Regions from separate parts of the Homo sapiens genome. Here all the other regions are linked to region 2. Evidence: chromatin contacts called from ENCODE Hi-C or POLR2A ChIA-PET data. All regions are on one chromosome and are shown on one strand. The core of a region is the stretch at or near the end of the contact, and the rest is flanking DNA. Distances in the headings are between cores, read along the strand shown.

Region 1 (3,575 bases), core at 1,041-3,540, 230 kb after region 2:
TTTACATAAGTTATATAAGGCATATCTGTGACTCCATCACTGATCTTACCTCAGTCAGCCCTTGCAGGAATGTGATTGTCCCCAAGCCCAGCCTGTGCCTCCGTTTTAAGAGGTAACTAACTCCTCTCCTAAATTTTATGCTTGTCATTCTCTTACATTTTTAGAAGTAGTTTAGTTCTTTTTAGTTAATGTTTCCCCAACAATAACATTGTATACTTTTGCTTGATTTTGAACATTCTATTTGTATCATGCTATATGTCATCTTCTGTGACTTATTTCATTTCACATTATGTTTCTAAAATGTCTTTCTATGCTTGTGAGTAGCTTTAGTTCATTCATTTTTAGGTTGTGTAATATTCCACTGCATAATTATTCTATAATATAATTCATTTAGTCACTCTCTTGTTGTTGGAAATTGGAAGGTTTTTCTTTTTTTCTTTTCAATTTTTACTGATACGAAGGATACTGTGATACATGTTTTATTCATTTCTCTTGGTATACATGCCCAACAATTCTTCTAGTTTCTAGGGTACCTAAGAGTGGAATTGCTTGGTCTTTGCATGTAAACTATTTAACTTGATATGAAGGTGTCAAACTGTTTTCCAAAGCGATTAATTTGATGTGTGTTCCCATCAGAAGTGTATTAATATCCATTCATTCAAATCTTTACCAATGTCTGGCAATGTCAGACTTCTGTATTTTTGTGCATTTAGTTTTTCACAGGTGTACTCTCTTCCTGATGTCTATTCTGTTCTGGTCAATAAATTTGACTCTGTGTCTATACCACACAGTATTAATTATTCTACTTTTGCCTTTTTTTCTCTTTTTGACAGAGTCTTGATCTGTGGCCCAGGATAGAGTGCAGTGGTGTGATCTCGGCTCACTGCAACCTCCGTCTCCCGGGTTCAAGTGATTCTCATGCCTCAGCCTCCCAAGTAACTGGGACTGCAGGCCCGCACCACCATGCCAGGCTAATTTTTTAGCATTTTAGTAGAGATAGGGTTACACCATGTTGTCTATGCTGGTCTTGAGCTCCTGAGCTCAGGCAATCCACCCATTCAGCCTCCCAAAGTGCTAAGATTACAGGCATTAGCCACCGTGCCGGGCCGGCTTTTTATGCAACTTGTCTTGACAACAAATTATCAATGTTCTCAAAATACACTTTGGGATTTTGCTTTTCAAAAGAGGCCAATGCCACCTCAATCACAGCTTTCAAACCTCCTAGCTCAAGGTTCAATGTCCTTTTCCTAGAGTCAGACAGTTGGCCCTGCCAGATTGCTGTGCACTGTCTCAGAGTATGATAGGACAATATTGGAGGTCCCAGATGTCTGCTCCTTCTGTCTCCAAGAGCCATCCTGGTCAACACCGTGTTGGCAGGTCAAAATATGTGCTGCTTGGCCATTTGCCCTTTTATGCATGATCCTGTAAATATCTGTAAGCCACCACTTACTTATCTACTCTCCCAATTATGAGCACCCAGGTTACCTCCAGTTGCTGGACACTACAAACCACACTGTCATCTTTGTGCATATATGCTTGCAAGCCTGTGTGAGGATTTATTTGAGATATATGCCCAGGAATGAAATGGCTGGATCATAGGTTATGTAGATACTTTATCTGCTTAAATAAGAACAGCAGCACCAATGTACACTTTCACATTACTCAACATCTTTACCTATGTGTCTCTGCATGCACAGGTATAAAGTCTGGAAAATTACAGTTTTGGCCTTACTCACACAACTTCCTGAAAATAATTTCTCAACCCTAGTCCCCATACATCATGAAAAGAGCCTTTCCTTATGACAATGTGGACTTGTGCTTCTTTGTCCCACCAGGTCCCTATCTATCTTTCTGCCTCCTCCCTATGCATGAAGCACCTCATCCTCAAATTTGGGGAGATCCTGTCCAATTTAAAAATTCTGCTACTCAATCATACTAAAATAGAAAGCTATGATTGATTTTGATGAGTATGACTATCTATTTGGGGTGGGAAGAAGAGATGAACATGGTTTGTTTTTTAGATGGTAAAAACAACTAAATAGAACACTAAGAGATGTGAGCAAGCACTAGAGTGGTGCCAAAATTGTTCTTCGCTCTGATCCCTCCGTTCAACAGATCTATAAAGCCCTTCCCAGTCTCTCTTCAGATGCCAGGGCTACGGGATTCCACTGGCTGTAGCACCTCATCGCCTGCTGTAGGCTCCATGACTCGTTTCCAGTCTGCCATCTTGTGGTCCTTCCTGTTGCTGCATTCATACTGGTTTACCGAGAGGGCAACAGTGGATTTAGTAGACTTCACGTAGCTTGCGTCGCTGCTCCTGTCTCCGTGTAACTCACAATAAAGAGATTTTGGCATCAACCGTGAGCTTAGGGGTAGAAGGGTATATGTTAGGAGGTGGGAGCAGAATCAATTCTTCAAATCTTAATGATGTAAGTCATAAAGATGTTTCCTCGAGCCACTGTTGATTCATTGTTAATGATTCATTGTTAATGATTCATTACTGCGTTTTCTGCAACACTAAGAAACCGTTGTTTCTACTAACTTTATAAAAAACATATAAGATAAAGAACAAGTGAAAATCCAGATTTTTTTAATGAGGTATGTATACCTTCGTGGAAAATTTGAAGACAGAGACAATGTTTTACTATTTTCATTTTTGCACCTACAGTTTCTAGCATAGGCTTGGCATCTTGTAAATATTCAATAAATGTTTGTTGAATGAGTGCGTTAATTGATTCTCCTACCAGTCTGAGCTATCAGTTATGTCTCTGTGGCTAGATGGACACCATGTCTTCCATCCCTGCCAAGAGTTCAACTGAATTCAAGTTTATAAATGGAAATGTGTGTGTATGAAGGAATTAAAACAATTCAGAAAATATAAAGTTTTAAAAACGACCTTTCCTAGACATAGTCATTGTTAATAACTGGGTATGTATCTTTCTAGACCTTTTCAATATTTCTATGTATTTACATATATAAATATACAAATCTATACACACATATAGATTTATTAAAACATAAAAGGGGTTTCTTTGGGAAATAGTTCTTGAATTTGCTTATTTTTCTTACAGTTAATACGTGTAGGAGATCATTCCATGTCCATATGTAGAAGTCTATAGCATTCTGTTTGGCAGATGGATAGCATTACATAGTATAAATGTCTCATAATGTTAAAATCATTTCCCCTTTAGTGGAAATCTTTGTTCTTACAATGTTTTCCTGTACAATTCTTGGCCATGAAACTTGGTACACAAATGTGTCTTTCTGTAGGTCAGTGTCCATGAAGTGGGGTTGCTGGTCAAAGTATATATTGTATTTAAAATTTTTCACGAATACTCCTAAATTTATTATGAATTGATACAAAGGCCTTGTCTCACGAATTAAGATTAATAAGAAATACGGAAATCATTATTACTTTTTAATTTTTAGGGATGTATTTGACATGATCCTAAATAATGTGGCTGGCTGAACTTCCTGTTTCCTAATCATTTGTATATCTTCTAGATACTTCTATATATGCTGGCTTGAAAAACTGGCACAGAGAAGCATAACTGGGCTTGGTTTTTCTTTTTCTC
Region 2 (3,536 bases), core at 533-3,032:
TATAGTCACCATTACCTAGGTAAAAATTGACGTTTGTGGATAGTATTGTCTGAGAAGTTTGATGGATATCATAGTTTCACTCAAAGGTAAATGGATGCTTAAAAACTGCATTTGCACATCCTGGGATTCAGTTCTGTGAATATTTTGAGACTTGTTTTTTTTGCCGGCTGTAACCAAGACTTACTATACCAATCTTAATTTATTAAAAAAAAAACCCCAATAACAACAAATACCTTAGGTTAAGAAACAGGTAACTGGATTAAGGCTGAGCACATAATCCCTGCTAACCTTGTGGTATGGTAGAAAAAGCACTGAGCTTGAAGTTGGCAGACACAGGGATACATATGGTCTTAGCCTTCATGTATCATTCAACAAATATTGACCAAGAACCTGTAAAAGGTTATTGATCACAGATTCTGTACCCAATAGTCTATGAGACACAAATAAAAGATACAATTGCTGCCTTCAGAGTGCACATGAACTTACTAAGAACACAGACAGGAAAACCAAGGATCATACCACAATGTAATGAACGTAAGAGAGAGCTGCTTAGCTTACCTTGCCTCTCCTATTTTATTACAATTTCTTTTTGGGGGGAATCACCTCTCCTCCTTTGTGTGAATTTAAGTGGGATGATAATTTCTAGTGACCAATGCTCACTAGACAAACTGAAAAGAGTGATCTTCCTCTCCCACCCTAGCACAGTCACAGGCTAGTTCAGACTAGTCATGAGACCCAAGGTTGGCCGATGAGACCCTCTTTTAGGATGTTGATACTAGGATGGAGAGAGTATATTCAGGGCATTCTGAACTGAAGTGAGGTAGAAACATCCAGTCCTGATGCTTTCAAATATAAGACAATTATACCCTCTGGTTCTTGGTTTTAACTCCCCTAAATCTTGGGCATTTGCAAGCTTGTTCCTCTATCTGCTATTGAGCCGCTGATACATTATACTTCCAACAAGTTCTCTTTTGGATTATTGGTTCTGGTTCTTGGCTTTAACTCCCCTAAATCTTGGGCATTTGCAAGCTTGTTCCTCTATCTGCTATTGAGCTGCTGATACATTATACTTCCAACAAGTTCTCTTTTGGATTATTTTGATTCAGTTCCTAATGCTTTCAGCCAGGGATCATGAAAGAGTATCATAATCTAGAGTTGGGGTGAAGGGAATAGTAGCTGTGGCAAGAGGGCAGCTTGGAGGAGGTAATGCCTGAGCAGTATCTTTAGGGACAAGAAGGGATTTACAAAGTAAGGAAGTGGGGGAAGGGAATTAGAGGTAGAGGAAATACCACATGCAAAGGTTTGGAGGTTAGAGCAGCTAGGGGTCGGTGTCACTCAGAGGAAATGCAAGTAGCTTTGGCGGTTGCTTTGTAGTTGTATATGTGTGCACATGTATGAGTGAGACAGAATTCGGAGAGCTGATGCCTGATAGGCCTCTAAAGAATATGTGGTAATCAGCTCTTTCCTCTATTAGCATAAACTATGCCTTAGTAATTGGGATGGTATCTAACCTGGCGTGGCTTCGAAAAGAGGCTTAGTAAATGTGTAGTGAAAAGATGTGACTGTTGAATTCAGTTCCTCTGAAATACTTTCTCCAAGATTTTTGGAGTTGGAAGGACTTTGTCAGGTCACCTGTGTCCTGGGTGCCAAAAATCTATGTCTTTTCTGGAGACTGTCCCTCAAAACTGTTAATTCTATTCCCTAGTTTAGGCAATATTGCACAGGGAACATTCCAGGCAGTTGGAAACTTTTCCTGTTTACATACCTCTGGAGAAGGAGGGACCAAGCATCATTCCTGTTGGACCCTTCAGTTTGTAGCAATGTTTTCTGCCAAGTAAGTTCCTCTTTATCTAACCGAAGTCATCTATGCTGCAACTTGCCTCATTTCCTGTTGCTCTCCCCTTAGAGGGTATGAACAGCATGGGCTTGTCACCCTCCTTGGTAATAACAACCTTTCATATGCTTGACGTTGATTACTAAATTGCCTTTAGCTTTCTCTTCCAGTTTTCTTAGTCTGTTTTTCAGCCTTTAATCATCTCTGTGGGTCTCTTCTCAACCACGTCCAAGTGCACAAAGTGCCTCTTAAAGCAATTTTCAGTTTCAAAACAAAACACCAAACTTCTAGGCTTGTTCCAACTGGCAAAATGAAATGACTTTCTAAGAAAAAAATATGAAAAAAAAAGATATTTCAGGGGTTCCTGGAATGTGAAATTATACTCTAACCAATTAAAGCAGGAATAAATCTTTTGATATTGGTCTTTTCAAGCTGATTTAGTTTTAAGTGAGGTTCTTGTCAAAAGAGTCCCTAAAAGAATTAGGAAAGATCAACATAATAAATGTTTATAGAGCACCCACTATGTGCCAGGCATTTGGCATGGTACTAAGAACTCATAGGTAAACACGACTTGATTCCTACTATCAAAGAGCTCATGGTCTAGGAGTTAAGGCAGAAATAAACAAAAGCCATTCAGTGTGATAGATACAATGGCAAATAAGAGAAAGAGGAAAAGTGGGGGCAGAAAGGAAGAAGGTGGCAAGTCTAGCTGGTGAGGTCAGGCTTGAGCAGATTCTTGAAAGAGGACTAAGAGGTTTTCAGTTTTGGAAGGTAGGTGAGGAAGGATGTTCCTTTTCTGGGCAGAGAGAGCAGCATGATAAGAGGTATGAAGACACGAAACAGCATGATGTATTTGGTGATTAGCTTAGGATGCCATAAGCATGTGGCAAGAGATGAGGATGAGATCACAGAGGGCTTCATGGACTACTCAGAGGAGTTTGGATTTTATGTGGCAATGGGAGCCATTAAGTGTTTGTGAGCAATGTAGTAATTTAGGAGAACTAGCTGCCTAGAAGAATCACTGGGCTAAGCAGAGCATATCAGAAGGAAATGGGGCTGAAGTATGGTTGTCCTGGAGACTGACACAAGAGCTAAGAGGTGGTGTGATTGACAGATGAGAAATGATGTAGACTGGGTGACCTGTGGCTCGGAGGAGATGCTCAATGAAGAAATTAAGAAGGAAATTGAAAAATGTCTTGAAATAAATGATAATAAGAACCCAACATACCAAAATCTATGGGATATAGCAAAAGCAATACTAAGGGGGAAGTTTATAGCTGTAAGTGCCTACATTGAAAAATAAGAAAAAATTCAAATAAACAACCCAATGATGCATCTTAAAGAACTAGAAAAGCAAGAGCAAACTGAATTCAAAATTAGTAGAAGAAAATAAATAATAAAGATCAGAGCAGAAATAAAGGAATTTGAAATGAAGAAAACAGTATAAAAGATCAATGAAACAAAAAGTTGTTTTTTGAAAAGTTAAACAAAATAGGCAAACATTTAGCCAGACTACCTAAGAAAAAAAGAGAAAGATCCAAATAAATAAAATCAGAGATGACAAAGGATACATTACAAACAATACCACAGGAATTCAAAGGATCATTAGTGGCTACTATGAGCAAGTGTTTGTCAATAAATTGGAAAATCTAGAAGAAAAGAACAAGTTCTTAGACACATACAACCTACCAAGATTGAATCG
Region 3 (3,415 bases), core at 776-3,275, 150 kb before region 2:
TCCGCCCACCTCAGCCTCCCAAAGTGCTGGGATTACAGGTGTGAGCCACCTTGCCTGGCCTACATGTCTTTTTTATATGAAAACATGTCCTCACTGTCTTTTGAGTTAAGTTCTAATATTAATATCTCTGATAGACTAATAAGGACACAGGGGCTTGTAGTTAAGGTCACTCATGAATATTATTTGCTTTCCCAAAGTATTTGCATAAAGTTATTCTAATATGTTTGAAATGGGTAACTGGATCTGGATACTATTTAGTTTAACTAAATTAGGAAGTATGGCTTGTCTTTCTTCCTCCTCAGTGGTATAGAGCCTTGGGTTTGGAAGTGGCTGTTATTTAACCATCTCCTCCCTGTGCGGTTTGCTTGTTAGGACACCGGTGACCAGAATTTGGAAACTCTAGTTGGGGAATTTACACAGGCCATTAATTTCATTTTCACACTCAAATATGATTTAGGCCCTGCTACTGGGTCATCGGAAATAAAGTACCCATGTATTTTATTTGGTAGTTCAAAAAGCTTTGTGTTCAGTGACCAGTTTTTCCCAGCTGGCTTTATGCTCCAGGATTGTCCTCTCTTATTTCCAAAGGCAGGCTAGATTCCAGCTGTTTCCATTAAGGAGGGCTCAGGTGAAAGCTGCCTCCTCCATAATTTTAAAGCCATAACCTTGAAATGATGGCTTTGGAGCAACGGAGCCTGTGAAACTGGCTCGGTGCTTTTTTTCTGTCTTTTTTTGATTGATTGTTTTCAGTTTACCCTGTTGTTCTACCTCTCCTCCTTCCTCCACCCCTGACCCTGGAGTGGGGGAGGGATTGGGATTTAACCATCCATGAAAGATTTGGTAGCCTTGAAATGTGGAGTTCTATTTACCTAGAGGCCAAATATGAGGCCGGAAACAAAGCACATATACCCGCCCTCAACCTCAACCTGGATCCGATCTTCTCATTGCAAAGCAAAGGAACTCAACGAAACTCTCCAAGACTCATGAGGTGCACTAAGTATTTCCACTGCTAAAGAAAGTCACATGACTTAAGAGAGGACAGTGAGTTGCCCAGCAGTGGCAACTTTTGAGGCAGGGACCACCTCAGTAAAAGTATCCACCATATCAATTTTAAGATTTTAATTTTAAAAAATGGTTACTTTCTGTTTCTGTGGGATGAGTAGAAAATCCATTCCATACTTGCTTAGTGACTTTTTAAAATTATCCAATGAAATCTTAATAGAAATATTGGTGCAGAACTCTTTGAATGTAAAATTTAAATCACCATACCAAAGGCTAAGAATATGAAATAGTGGAAGGATGGCATGTGATGGGCTTGTGGAACTTCTGGGTAAGTGGTTTGGATGGTTTCTTCCATTAGGCAGTATATATGTGCTTTGAGTCAGACCTGTGTGTCTTCCTGGGTCTATCCTGACAGCTGATAAAAGGCTTGCAGCCTTACATATCTTTCCATGGCCACACAGTCTTGTTAACACACGGTGGGCAGAGTGGCCTGGAGGTGGTCAGTGAGTCAGCAGTGTGTTTCCCAGGATGGTGAAACACAACTCTTTAAAACTCTCTGGGGACTGTAAGAGACCCAAGGGGAAGAAGGCAAAATAAGTAGAAAATATGGTTCCTGGAAGAGCTTATAATTCAATTGTAGGAAAAGAACCCAAATACAGGGAACTTCTCATGAAGTGAAAGTCATGAATACACCCAAGCATACCATGGCACACAGGGCCATCTCAACTGTTCATGGATTACACTACCTACCATCTATATCTCCCCGACCTTCCTCTACTTGAAAATCCAGCTCAGGCATCAGCTTTTCCAGGAAGCCTTCTGACACCCCAGAGGATGAATGTCTTGTCCTCATACTTCCGCATGCCTATCTTGACCATTGCCCTTATCACAGTTTATTAGGATGTTTTTTTCATGTGAACTGTGACCTCCATGAGGGCAGTGACTGGGGTTTACTCATCAGTGTAGCCCCAGCACCAAGCCTAATGCCAGGCACAAGTAAACACATGGTCATAGTGAGCAAATCAGTCAACAATAACTGCTGAGGGTTTACAGTGACAAGGAATGACTGTAAGGTCATCAGGCATAGATCAGATGAGTTGAGTTTTGAATGAAGTTTGAAGGAAGTAGAACTAATTGGATTAGTAGGAAGAAGATTGGGCGTATCATTTATGGGAAATGTCAGTAGCTGCCTTGAGCTCACTCTCATGGAACATTGTACAGGGGATTTTAATGAGAAATGGAATTAATAAAAGAGGAAAGAGGATAGTCAGAGGACTGAAAGCACTTTGTATTCTGGACTTGATAGGCAGACTGTAATTCCACTACTGTAGATGAGAGGGTGGGCCAATGCCAGCAGTGCCCTGATCAAATTCTCACCAGAGAATCTATATTCGGCTTATTTAAATCCTAAAGTGCTTTTAGTTTAATGCAGCATTTCCTTCATTTCCTGTCTGAAATCCTTACACATATTTCAGTAGTAGCTGTGGGTTATTTCCACAAACTACAGTAAACCTGCCCCCGCAGAGGTCCAAGCCAACTGAAGTTTTTCCTTAAGGCTGCAACCTTCTTATCTTCAAGTGACCTTAATCTCACATTTATTATGACTTGAGCATCATTTCTCATGTATTCTCATATAGTAAAAAGCCCTTACTTGAGTTCTGCAATCACAGCAGCACCATCAGGAAGAGGAAATGAGCAGAGTTGTTAAGCAGAACACGCTGTACCTTTTTAAACATTAACCATTGTTCAGGTCTGTGGACCGGGCTGCTGAAAGCAATGGTGGGAATCAGGAATTACATGCAAAAAAAAAAAAAATCTACCTATGGAAAATTTTAGCATTCCCTTAATCTGTCTTGGTCCCCAAAGTTATATGGGCTTTTATTTTTAAAGACATAGAAGTGTAGTTAAGCTGACTTATCTCTTATCTAAAAATAACTCTATCTGACCCATGTCATGTTCAGAAGAGGACAGTCATGCTGTCTGACAGCATTTAAGTTGGTTTGACCTCACACTATTAGTATATTACTATGGAAGTGGTTTGTGTTCTATGAGGAACTTTGTCTTAGCAATTAAAAGGAACTTCATAATCTTTGCTATTTGCTGCCATAGCCTAGACATATAGTGGGTTAGCAGTGATTTTATAATTAATGAGTAACTTTTCGTTGCTCTCTTGATTTTGTTTTTCTATAAATGTGGATCACGGAAACCAGCATTTAAATGATTCTATGAGAAATGTGGTGGCTGGCCTGGTGCAGTGGCTCACGCCTGTAATCCCAGCACTTTGGGAGGCCGAGGCAAGCAGATCACCTGAGGTCAGGAGTTCGAGACCAGCCTGGCCAACATGGTGAAACCCTGCCTCTACTAAAAATACAAAAATTGGCTGGGCATGGTGGCATATGCTGTAATTGAAGCT
Region 4 (3,327 bases), core at 412-2,911, 220 kb before region 2:
GACTTTCCTTCAGTGTGTGTGTGTGTGTGATATTTTTCTCCGGAGCAGCAGTTCCCTTCTTTCTTACACATTTTGATGAGAAGACAGTAGAGCCACTCTAAGCGATGGCGATAGCTCTTAATGACAGTAAAGCATCAAAATAGTTATTCTAGGAGAATTGCAGAATATTGTAAGCAGGGATTATAATTGGTTAAAAAGATTTTTTTAATAAAATAATGTTCTGATGGCTTTCAGTTTTTTATGGCCATTTTAGATTACCTTAACATATAAATTGCATATGAAATTCTGTATGATATTTAGCAGGAAGGAAAATGTCCTTTACCTTAACCAAATATTTATATAATAATATTTTGTGATAGTCTGACCATGATTCATTGTTGAAAAGTACAAGTGATCAATTTAAGTTTTTAAGTCTGAGATTGGGTTTTTATCTCAATCTTCTAATAAGGTTGAAAACATCACCATTTATGATTTTTTAAAATGACCACTTGTCTATCCATTTTGTATTCTACTTCTAACTGGGGTATATGTTTATACTGTTTCAGGCCTCAGTAAATGTTCATTACATGATGATAAAGTCTAACAGTTATACAAGACTGTTCTAAGTGTTTTATACAAATTAAGTTAATATTCCTAAAATCTCGGTGAAATAAGTACCACTATTATCCCATGAGAAATTGAGGTCTATGTTAGTTAAATCTTAAAGTTAGTAAGTGGCAGCAGTAGAATTTCAACCCAGGCACTCTGGTTCCATTCTGTGTTTTTAACCACTTTGATGTAATGCTTCAATATAAACAAAATTACATTTTATCCTGTTAACAGATATTAAAGTATCTGTGTGCTGGACGTTGTACTAGCTTTAGAGTATGCAGCAGTGAACAAGATGGGCATACTCCTTGCTCTTTAGAAGCTTGTAGTCTAGTGAAGGCTTATGGAATTTATTAGTAGAGGTTTTATGTTCGTGGACTCCTCAGTATCATGGACACAGAGAACCTCAATGGGGGATGTGGGATGGTACCTTTGAGGTCATACAGGCTAACCTTTACCTCATTCATTAGTCCCAGTTATATACCCTTGTTCAGCCATGGAGAACTTGGCCTCTCATAGGCAGCCCACTTCATTTCAAGGCAGCTCTAATTATTAACATATTCTTCCCTTTAATAAATATCAGGAGCTACAAGGTACTGTTAGTATTCCTGAGAGTTAGCTAGCAAAGAATTTAACCATATCACCCCCTCAGCATATTTTCTTTATGGAGAGGACTATAAATGTTACTTAGTAAGAACTTCCAGCTCTATTTAACTTATGTGGCAGCAACTTACGCAGTTAAATACTGTTAATTACATCAGGACTTGTTTCCCAACTTGTAGGTCAAGGATTTTTTTTAATGACAGGTGCTGACTCTACGTGATTTAGATTTCTTGAGCAGTTTCAATTTCAGATGGTGCAACTAGATTGTATTTTCTAGGTAAATAATTTTCTGTCTACACTAGGTGGCAGTAGATAAAAGAGAATAAAACGTATGCAAGCAGTCTCTGGACAGGGAGTCTTAAGATTAAAAGGAAAACAAGTCACTCTCACATTTCTGTTCTTTACCTCAACTCTGGACTTAGAGTTAATGGCAGGAGGCTGTGTTTGATTTCTGCTTTATGGGACAGCCAGGAAGAGATAACGGTTTTGGCTAGCTGAGCTGATTGCCCCTCATCCTTACCATGCACAGCTTTATTCCTTCTTTACTATAGCATTGCAGTTATATCTCCCCTTTAACACACTGGCTGGATAATTATAAAATGATTTTACTGTTTCTAAAACTACAGCCATACCCATCAAGCATGGTAAGTGCTTTAAAAATTATTCCACTCCTCTTATCACTGGCCAAGTCTTCATCACTACAGACCTGGATTAACGCTGTAGTGTCCTCACTGCCGTCCCTAATGTATTCATGACACTTTATGTGTCTGTCAGATTACTCTTTCAATTCAGCACATTGTAGCTTCCAACTTTCTGTGCCTTCCCAAATTCCTTCACCCTTCACAATTTGACCCTTGACAATCTTCTTTCTAACCCTGTGTGAAAGTATGTCAGCATTCTTCCACTATGCCATGAAGAATGCTCTTTTACTCATCTCCCTCTCTGTTTTTGTTTTCTAGATCTTTTATTAAAGAGCCGTCATATGCCGTGTTTCCTCCATAGGAAGTCTTTCTCACTGTCTAAGCCAAGCTTGTCCAGCCCACAGGTCACATGCTGGCTTTGAATCCAGCCCAACACAAATTCGTAAACTGTCTTAAAACATTATGAGATATTTTTGCAATTTTTTTTTTTTTAGCTCATCAGCTATCATTAATGTTAGTGTATTTTATGTGTGGCCCAAGACAATTCTTCCAATGTGGCCCAGGGAAAGCCAAAGATTGGACACTCCTGATAAGCGCTCAGTCAATAGTTTCTTCTTTAAGGTTCGTTAGTACACTTATTGGTACCATTCATTTGATATAAAACTCTGCTATCTTTGTTGCTCTTTGTTTACTTCTTTGTATTCATAATGTTTCAATTTTATTTTTAATTTTTATGTCTTTTCAAATTCTGAAATAGCCTCCCTCAAAGTTAGTCACCACTCTAGGTAATCATTCTGTTGCTTTTCTTTGTAACTTTATATATTTGAATCTATAATTATTGTTTAATTTTGAATGAGTTTGAACTTTATGTAAATGGAATTATATTGAATGTATATTTTCCGTAACTTACTTTTTAATTTAACATTAAAGTCCTGAGATTCATACATATGAATTCTGAATTCATGCATTCATAAATTGTTTTCACTGCTGTATTGCATTCCAGTGAATTTGTCACTGTAGTAATTCTTACAGCCTGTTTAACTGTTGATAGACACTTAGGGTACTTCCAATAGTTTTTTGGCCATTACAAACAATGCTGCTACAAACAGTGTTGGCGTCATTGAGCTTTCTAGTTTTTGCAGTCTAATAGGTATTAAGTGGTATTTTGCTTTAATTTCACTTTTCTCATTACGAATATTCTGAATATATTTATTTTCCATATACAGCACTCTGTTTTTGAGTTATTTATGATACAGTTTCTACTTATTTGAGCCTTTTTTAATGTTAACATAAGTTTTATTCTTTTCCATAAGGTCTTACTCTTTTTTGTATGTTTATTCTGATGTATTTTTAAACTTCTTTGATATTGTAAATGGTGTCCTTTAAAATTTTGCATTTTCTAACTGTGTGCTAGAATGCAGAAATGCAGTTGATTTCATATATTGATTTTGGGACTAACTTAAACTCTGACTATTCTAATGATTTAGCAATAAAT

What was found. Hi-C counts contacts between places; a loop is a spot of excess contacts on that map. ChIA-PET counts read pairs that join two places held with the same protein, here RNA polymerase II (POLR2A). Pooled maps may share reads with other maps.
Region 1: a map of naive thymus-derived CD4-positive, alpha-beta T cell shows a loop between it and region 2 (8-fold over the local background). The contact joins the promoter of LINC02458 here to the enhancer-like site in region 2. A Hi-C loop is called at or near these places in 3 of 168 maps with a recorded cell type or tissue (CD4-positive, alpha-beta memory T cell and naive thymus-derived CD4-positive, alpha-beta T cell), 1 of 37 single-sample maps with no recorded cell type and 8 of 50 pooled maps. POLR2A ChIA-PET finds 5 or more read pairs at or near these places in 3 of 52 experiments (OCI-LY7, activated CD4-positive, alpha-beta T cell and activated CD4-positive, alpha-beta memory T cell).
Region 3: a loop to region 2 is called in a pooled map, with 3 times the contacts of the local background. The contact joins two enhancer-like sites. A Hi-C loop is called at or near these places in 8 of 50 pooled maps. POLR2A ChIA-PET finds 5 or more read pairs at or near these places in 2 of 52 experiments (OCI-LY7 and activated naive CD4-positive, alpha-beta T cell).
Region 4: a map of naive thymus-derived CD4-positive, alpha-beta T cell shows a loop between it and region 2 (8-fold over the local background). The contact joins two enhancer-like sites. A Hi-C loop is called at or near these places in 6 of 168 maps with a recorded cell type or tissue (CD4-positive, alpha-beta T cell, IMR-90, endothelial cell of umbilical vein and 2 more) and 10 of 50 pooled maps. POLR2A ChIA-PET finds 5 or more read pairs at or near these places in 7 of 52 experiments (B cell, T-cell, WTC11 and 4 more).

The regions. Positions count from the first base shown.
Region 1 is chr12:89,018,407-89,021,981 of GRCh38, reverse strand. LINC02458 (long intergenic non-protein coding RNA 2458) reads left to right here and starts at 2,290. Exons shown (of 3, transcript NR_038385.1): 1 at 2,290-2,429.
Region 2 is chr12:89,243,102-89,246,637 of GRCh38, reverse strand. No RefSeq gene overlaps it. Among named protein-coding and RNA genes, the nearest start is that of DUSP6, 110 kb to the left of the region's middle. Within about 2 kb of position 1,782, at least 3 of the 41 ENCODE cell types and tissues checked have a DNase peak (open chromatin) inside an H3K27ac peak, as active enhancers do.
Region 3 is chr12:89,389,546-89,392,960 of GRCh38, reverse strand. All of the region lies in intron 9 of POC1B-DUSP6 (POC1B-DUSP6 readthrough), which reads left to right. The region is part of intron 1 of LOC124902980 (a long non-coding RNA gene); the gene reads right to left. Among named protein-coding and RNA genes, the nearest start is that of DUSP6, 39 kb to the right of the region's middle. Within about 2 kb of position 2,025, at least 8 of the 41 ENCODE cell types and tissues checked have a DNase peak (open chromatin) inside an H3K27ac peak, as active enhancers do.
Region 4 is chr12:89,460,130-89,463,456 of GRCh38, reverse strand. The region is part of intron 9 of POC1B-DUSP6 (POC1B-DUSP6 readthrough); the gene reads left to right. All of the region lies in intron 9 of POC1B (POC1 centriolar protein B), which reads left to right. Among named protein-coding and RNA genes, the nearest start is that of GALNT4, 63 kb to the left of the region's middle. Within about 2 kb of position 1,661, at least 3 of the 41 ENCODE cell types and tissues checked have a DNase peak (open chromatin) inside an H3K27ac peak, as active enhancers do.